Regions from separate parts of the Homo sapiens genome. Here regions 2 and 3 are each linked to region 1. The links are chromatin loops, found by intact Hi-C in ENCODE. Cell type or tissue: heart right ventricle. All regions are shown on one strand.

Region 1 (2,500 bases):
CAGGCTTGCATCCTTGCAACCAATCTTGTTCCTCTAGGTTCTAACTGGCAATTATCTTACTGTCATGATCCAGACATACAATAATAATAGCAGTAGTAGTAGTAGCTTACTTTTTTTTCATTTGAGACTGAGTCTCGCTCTGTTGCCCAGGCTGTAGTGCAACGGTGCAATCTCGGCTCACTGCAATCTCCACCTTCCGGGTTCAAGCAATTCTCCTGCCTCAGCCTCCCAAGTAGCTGGGATTACAGGTGCCTGCCACCACGCATGGCTAATTTTTGTATTTTTAGTAGAGACAGGGTTTCATCATGTTGGCCAGGCTGGTCTCGAACTCCTGCCCTCAAGTGATCCGCCCACCTCGGCCTCCTCCCAAAGTGCTGGGATTACAGGCATGAGCCACTGTGCCCAGCTGTAGCTTACATTTAAGAGCTTGCTGAGGGTTAGACTCTGAGCTAAACACACTGTGTGCATTATTTCATTTTTGCTCCTAAGACAAAATGTCCATACATTCAGGATCCTAACCAGAGAGGAAGACATCAGACTTTGCCACTGAGCAATCTAAGTCTGAAAATGTTTTAGAAGTGAAAAGAGAATAAATTCCACAACTTTCTGCCCTTGAGCCATAAAACCAAAAAAGAGTCTAGTAGAAAGGGAAGATATGTTTCATAGAAGGCAGAGAAAATGCAGCTTCTGAGTTTATTAAGTAAATGGGAAAACATTATTTCTGTTCTTTTGTAACCACAAAGAATTGAAACTTGTGGTTGGCCGGGCGCAGTGGCTCACGCATGTAATCCCAGCACTTTGGGAGGCCAAGGCCGGCGGATCACGAGGTCAGGAGATCAAGACCATCCTGGCTACAACGGTGAAACCCCGTCTCTACTAAAAATACAAAAAAATTAGCCGGGCGTGGTGGTGGGCGCCTGTAATCCCAGCTACTCGGGAGGCTGAGGCAGGAGAATGGCTTGAACCCAGGAGGCGGAGCTTACGGTGAGCCAAGATCGCGCCACTGCACTCCAGCCTGGGTGACAGAGCGAGACTCGGTCTCAAAAAAAAAAGAAAGAAAAGAAACTTGTGGTTAACAAAGATTTAGGGGTTGGCGGGGGAGGGAGAGAGCAGTCTTGTTGGGTCGTGAATTCTGTTTTGGTTCCAGGGAAATAGGGTTTCCATTACATATGGTGCAACAGGATATTTCCTCCACGCTCCATCAAACAACGTTTCCTGGCACTTCTAGTGCGGCGAGTCCGGGCAGCAAGGTCGAATCCATTTTTGGAGCCAAAGGACTGCATTCCTTTACAGTTAGTTAGTTCTACAACCACCTCTGAGGAAATGCCTGCCTGTCTCGAGTGACATCTAATGGCAACCAAGGGAAGTACCCGATTTTCCAGCCTAGGTAAGGATCACCTACAAATGCTGCACTCTTTGTCACAACAGAAGCCGCTTGATCCTTTCCCTCACTAATTACCCTGTGGTTGATGGCAACACGTAGGGCTGACAACATGAGCAAGTAGAAGTTATTCCACTTGCTAATTAAAACCGTGAAGTATGCTTTCATGTAAAATGTGAAACCACCGAGTTACATTTGAATGTTCCCAAATCCTGGCCTCGGCAGTGATCGTCCTGGGTAAGTCACTTGTCCACCAGGGGTACACCTGCTTAGCTACAGGCTGGAGTGGCATGTTTTCTCTGTAAAGGGGCCCTAAGACATTTTTTTTCTTTCTTTCTTTCTTTTTTTTTAAGACGGAGTCTCACTGCGTTGCCCAGGCTGGAGTGCAGTGGTGCGATCTCGGCTCACTGCAGCTCCTCCTCCCAGGTTCAAGTGATTCTCCTGCCTCAGCCTCCCGAGTAGCAGGGATTACAGGGGCCTGCCACCATATCCAGCTAATTTTTGTATTTTTAGTAGAGACGGGGTTTTACCATGTTGATCAGGCTGATCTCGAACTCCTGATCTTGTGATCTGCCCACTTCGGCCTCCCAAAGTGCTAGGATTACAGGTGTGAGCCACCGCTCCGGACCATTATTTTTTCTTTTCTTTTCTTTTCTTTTTTTGTGAGACAGAGTTTCATTCTTGTTGCCCAGGCTGGAGTGCAGTGGCGCCATCTCGGCTTACCGCAACCTCCGCATCCCGGGTTCAAGTGATTCTCCTGCTTCAGCCTCCCGAGTAGCTGGGATTACAGGCATGTGCCACCACACCCGGCTAATTTTGTATTTTTAGTAGAGACGGGGTTTCTCCACATTGGCGAGGCTGGTCTCGAACTCCTGACCTCAGGTGACCTGCCTGCCTTGGCCTCCCAAAGTGCTGGGATTACAGGTGTGAGCCACTGTGCCCGGCCTGCCATTATTTTTTCTATAAAGCTTTAAGGCACTGGGCACAGTGGCTCACACCTGTAATCTCAACACTTTGGGAAGCCAAGGTGGGCAGATCCCTTGAGCCCAGGAGTTCAAGACCAGTCTGGGCAACATGGAGAAACCCAGTCTCTACTAAAAATACAAAAATTAGCAGGGT
Region 2 (2,500 bases), 320 kb before region 1:
AAATAATCTTTTAAAGTGCTATCTGAAATTCAGAACCTCCTGTATTTCTGTTTGCTAAATCCGGTAACTTTCCTCTCACCCTAAGAAAACCATGCACGTGTGAGCTCCCTGGTTACCTGCATGGGGAGGGGTACCCCTGGGCCTGTGACCTCACTCCACATAGGTAACCACCCACCCTGCAACCTTCTGGGTTTGGTCTTAGAATGCAACCCAGCCCAAATCTGGCCAAAACCCTAAAGATGCCTCAGGCTTATCCGCTGACCAGGATGAAGGCCTCGAGTGCCCTGCACAGCAGGTCCAGGGAGTGACCAAGAGCTCCCTCCAGCTTTGTCCCCTCCCCTTCCATGGCTGTTCTCCCTGTGGGCAGGAAAGAAGGATCTGGTTCTTACGGTTGTCATCGTTGACCAGGCCATAGCAGACCTCGTAGGCTGTGATCTCACCGTTGGTCTCAGCCGGCTCAGCCCAGCTCAGCTGGGTCACCGTGGAGGAGACGACATTGAAGGCCAGACGCCCTGGCTCGCTGGGCACTAGGGAGCGGGGAATACAGGAAGAGTGCTGTCAGTGGCAGAGGGAGGGAGGTCTGGGCATGCTGGCATCAGGGCAGCCAGGGGACAAATGGACAGACATGGCGAGGCCTCACCTTCCTGGTGGGTGCGGCAGGACACCAGGGAGCTGTAGGGTCCCTCGCCCTGAGCCCCGTAGGCGCACACCTTCATCTCATAGTCGCAATACGGGTACAGGTTGGTGAGCTCCACTGAGGGCACCTTGCTGTCGAGCAGGTGGGCTTCGGATTCGGAGTCACCCTGAATCCAGTACTTTACCTACCCCCAGGGACAGGGGTCCTGGTCAGCAGGGAGCAGCAGGCACCCAAGCTGCCTGTCCCTCCTCTGACCTCTGCCCTTACTGTCCTCTTTGCACAGATGAGGCCCGAGGGAGGGGCTGAGAGATCTGCCATGTGCACACGTCAGGACTAGGGCAGAGCAGGTGGGGGTATCTCCCATGCGGGGGTGGGAGGGGGCCCCATTCTAGGAAGGAGGGCAAATGTCTGATAAACTCAGGAATGGGTCTTCCCTCTTTCCCAGCACAGACCGGGTTTCCCTCTGACCACCTGTGCTAGGTTCCACTGTCTGCTCTCTCTCAGGGGGCCCTGGCCTTGGACGGCCCACCTCTTCTGTGAGTGCTGGTGCCAGACCGCCCATCCACCTGTCGTGACCCTCAGCCCCCCGCCTTACCCTGTACCCCATTGGCTTGCCAGAAGGGGGCAGCCAGTTGAAATGGATCTTCCTGGACCCAGCGGCCTTAGCATTGGGGTTCTGCGGGGCGCCCAGGTCGCCGTGAGGGGGTGGCTGTGATGACAACATCTGACTCGTGAAGCTCCGGTCCAGTTCATCTAACGGGTCAGGTTGGGGCCGGGCAACCACTCAGATCCCCCTTCACCACCAGGGGGCGCCAGAGACCCACTTCAACACCCAGGGCGCTCTACCCAGCGCATTCAACTCAGACCTGCCCACCCGCGTCTCTGGAGACCTGGTGGTGCCCCATTGCTGCCACATAGAGCATCCTGCCAAGCTTGGCGGAGGACCCAGGAGGGTCTCTGGAGGAACAGAAGCGGGAGGGAGTTGGTCTGCCCCTTTCTCCCTTGGCAGCTCAGGGAACATTCCACATGAGAACATTTGCTCCCCACCCCATCTCCACACTGTACCCTGAGTATCTCCCTCCTCTCCCATCTTCCTGGCAGGCTTTCTCCCAGTTGGGAGGCTGAGGGCTGATAGGAACTAACTGGCCCACTCCTTCCTTCCACAAGCATCTGCATGTTAGTTGGAATTGAGGCTGAAGCCAAAGGGCCAGGGTCTGATGGGAGAATTCCTATTGTGTGGTGACAACAGCCTCTCTAGCTGTAGGGTTGCCAGATAAAATGCAGGATGCCTAGTTACATTTGAATTTCAGATAAACAACAAGATTATTTTTTCTTGGGGGACAGGATCTCATTCCATGGCCCAGGTGCTGTGCAGTGGTGCGATCACAGCTTGCTGCGGCCCAGACCCCCTGGGCTCAAGTGATCCTCCCACCTCAGTCTCCGGAATAGCTGGGACTGCAGGTGCACACCACTATGCCAAGCTAATTTGTTTATTTTTTGTAGAGACGAGGTCTCACTATGTTGCCCAGGCTGGTCTAGAACTCCTGGGCTCAAGTGATCCTCCCACCTTGGCCTCCCAAAATGCTGGGATTACAGGTGTGAGCCAGTATACCCAGCCCATTTTGCAAAAAAAAGGATAAGTATGTTCCAAATATTGCATGGGACATACTTATCCTACCAACGTGTATGTTGTTTACCTGAAATTCAGATTTACCTGGGCGTCCTGTGTTTGGATTTGCTAAGTCTGACAGACCTAGTTGAGAGACCCCCCAGTCTTCCCTCTCCTCCTGCTTAAGCCGACCCCCAGGCTCTGCCTACCTGGGTCCCTGATGATGATGGTGGTGGAGTGGGGCTGGCCCAGGT
Region 3 (2,500 bases), 49 kb before region 1:
CCACTATACACTCTTCTGAGTTGGGCCAGACACAGATGGACTGTCTGCAGCCAGGCAAATCAGAGCCTTGAGCAGAGCTGCTTCCTCCTTTTCCTGGCTCATGCTGACCTTAGTACTTTCACCCACATTCTTCCCCACCTCCTGTAGCCACCAGGACCTAGGAAAAAATCCTCCCCACCCTGGTGGCTCTTGTCTTAGTTCCCCACATGGTCCTTCCTTGTGCCTTCAAAGTGCCTTCATTGGCCCTGAGGAGGGATGGCATCCTGGCCCTGAGCTTCTGTCACCTGTGCATGGAAACCCAGGTCCTCACATGCCTTGGCAGGGTATCCCCTGGGAGGCTTGGGTCCAGTCCTGCTCTGGGTGACTCGGGCACCTGGCTGGCAGCTACCCAGGCACACTGGCCTTCTGGCTCTCATTCCCAATCCCCTTCCCAGGTCCCAGCTACCCATGCTCATTCAAGCAGCCTCCCATTTTGCATTGTCTTCAGGACTCTCACAGCAACCGCTAACCCGAAGACTCCCACACAAAGCAGGGAACACAGCATTTTAAAGAGAAGCGTAAAAGCCCTGCCAGCATACTCACTTTGTTGCCTTTGCCCTGATGGGGCATCCATAGCTCTGCCTGCTTAAAGAGCATGGGCCAGAGTCTGAGCCACAAGCAGTCAGCTGCAAGAACTTCCAACACCTCCCTCAAAGCGGGGAGGGTGAAAAGAGAGAGAGAGAGAAGAGGAGAGAAGAGACGGAGACAGCTGAGAGTGTGTGAGCAAGAAGCCGGGTGCTGCACAGAATCAGGCGCAGCAGAGCAGAGCTTCAATCTGCTGATTAATTCAGCCTATTTCTAGTCACGCTGCAGATTCAGGGAGGGAGGAGGAGGCAGCAGCCCTGGAAGGGCGGGAGGGAGGGGAGAAGAGGAAAGAGAAGGAGGGAGGAAACAGGAGCATTGAGAAGAGAAAGTTTGTCCAACGCGCTGCCAGATATCCAGGAGCTTGGCCTGTTCTTCAGAGGAGGCCACAGTGGGGTTAGCTGAGGGGCACCATGCAGCCAGGATATGGACAGACAGAGGGATAGATGGAGGAGAAACTGCCCCTGTCCCAGAAACCTGAAGACAACTGCCAGTATCAAGGGGAACCCTGGGACACACAAATCCCAGCTCTCTTCCCAAACTACCTGTCCTTTGTCCCCAAGTCACTGGGTGAGCCCATCATCCATGAGAAGTCCCCAAATCACACGGCAACTCCCCAGCATGGAGCCAAGCCAACAGCCCTTTCCATAGTTACAGCTGCAGGAAGGAGGGGAGAGGGGACTTGTGGGTTATTAATAGTAGCACATCCTGTGTGGAGGGGGACGGGATGGACTGGCCGCTGAGAAGATTTGAGCAGTGACTTCTAGGAAGGCAAAGCCCAAGGCCAGGCAGCTGACAGAAGGAAGGATCCAGTAGGGAGGGAAGAGCCAGCCCAAAGGGCCTCTGAAGACTCCAACACCTTCCTGCCAGGTAGCACGGAGACCCTCACAGCCATGCAGGGAAGAGCCGGGCCAGCAGCCGGTGATGCCCCAATACATTCAGACACACCGGCCCAAGTGCTGCTGGGCCCATGAGGCTGCCCGGGAATGCCCAGGCCCTGCATCCCCCAGGCAGAAAGGAGGCCAGATACCTGGGGCTCCTGCCTCAGCACATGCCAGAGCATCAGGCAGAGCCTGAGTGAGTCATGGCTCCAGAGGCATCATTCAGGGACCGCGAGTTTGACATACAGGATGCTCTCAGCACAGGCACCCTGGGTGAAGCAGGGGCCGAGGCATGGGGAGTGGATGGGACACTTCTCTGCCTAAAACCATCCTTATAATGGGGTTACACACCCCAGGGGAGAGGAAACAGCCTAACAGGTCCCAGAGCTGGAGAGTGTGAGCTGGAGCCTGAGCATGTTTCTCCAGGGCCCTCCGTTTCCTAGACGACACCATCTCAAGCTGCAGGGAAGAAGGAGCCTCAGCAGCCCAAGCCAGCCTCCCCATTCCCTTTCATGAGTGCAACTCCCTGTGCGGCCCCCAAACAGAGTGCTGAGTGAGAACAGAAGGGAGGGCCCGGGCAGTCCAGAGGTTAAGAACAGGAAGACTCCATGGAGAGAAGGAAAGGTTGGCAGTGGGGGTCAGCTTCCACGCCAGCCACTGTGAGGATGCTGCTGCTCTGCAATCTGGCTGTAGCCAAAGAGAAAGACTCCTGTCCCCTCTCTCCTGTCCCTGAGGCACTGCTCGGGTGGGAGCTACAAGTCCACAAACACTGTCCCTTCTATGTGACAGGCCCCAAAAAGAACAGCACACAGGGACTAGCCCACGTGCTGTGCAGGCCCCAGCACAGCCCTCTCTGGGCCCTGCCTCCCTTCCTACACTACCCACCTCAGCAAATGGAGAAGGGAGCCCTGCACCCAAGCAGCAGGAACCCAGGCTGTCACTGCCACAGCAGGGCCACTGTGGGCTGGAGGACCGGGGACAGGGGTGAGGGCTTTGAA

What was found. A loop is a pair of places that touch in the nucleus more often than their neighbours do. Peaks named below come from ENCODE experiments on the same cell type or tissue, not always from the same donor. Only the 100,000 strongest peaks of a DNase experiment are listed, where the experiment ranks them.
Region 2: it touches region 1 in a loop (6-fold over the local background); 39 of 110 quality-filtered maps call a loop at or near these places.
Region 3: a loop joins it to region 1, with 2.0 times the contacts of the local background. A loop is called at or near these places in 19 of 110 quality-filtered maps.

Annotation. Positions count from the first base shown.
Region 1 is chr17:75,425,336-75,427,835 of GRCh38, reverse strand. No RefSeq gene overlaps it. Among named protein-coding and RNA genes, the nearest start is that of MIR3678, 21 kb to the right of the region's middle. RefSeq lists an enhancer at 1,032-1,091. In heart right ventricle, a CTCF peak has its summit at 1,346 (motif pointing left); a DNase peak (open chromatin) is centred at 1,315; H3K4me3 peaks cover 447 bases; H3K27ac peaks cover 782 bases.
Region 2 is chr17:75,749,001-75,751,500 of GRCh38, reverse strand. It overlaps ITGB4 (integrin subunit beta 4), which reads right to left. Exons shown (of 40, transcript NM_000213.5): 27 at 2,456-2,500; 28 at 1,233-1,390; 29 at 641-821; 30 at 390-527. It also overlaps a transcript of GALK1 not described here. Among named protein-coding and RNA genes, the nearest start is that of GALK1, 15 kb to the left of the region's middle. In heart right ventricle, CTCF peaks have their summits at 1,234 (motif pointing right) and 1,434 (motif pointing right); a DNase peak (open chromatin) is centred at 1,450.
Region 3 is chr17:75,474,826-75,477,325 of GRCh38, reverse strand. All of the region lies in intron 2 of TMEM94 (transmembrane protein 94), which reads right to left. Among named protein-coding and RNA genes, the nearest start is that of TMEM94, 19 kb to the right of the region's middle. In heart right ventricle, no CTCF peak of the experiment used is centred here; a DNase peak (open chromatin) is centred at 1,275; H3K4me3 peaks cover 2,024 bases; H3K27ac peaks cover 2,500 bases.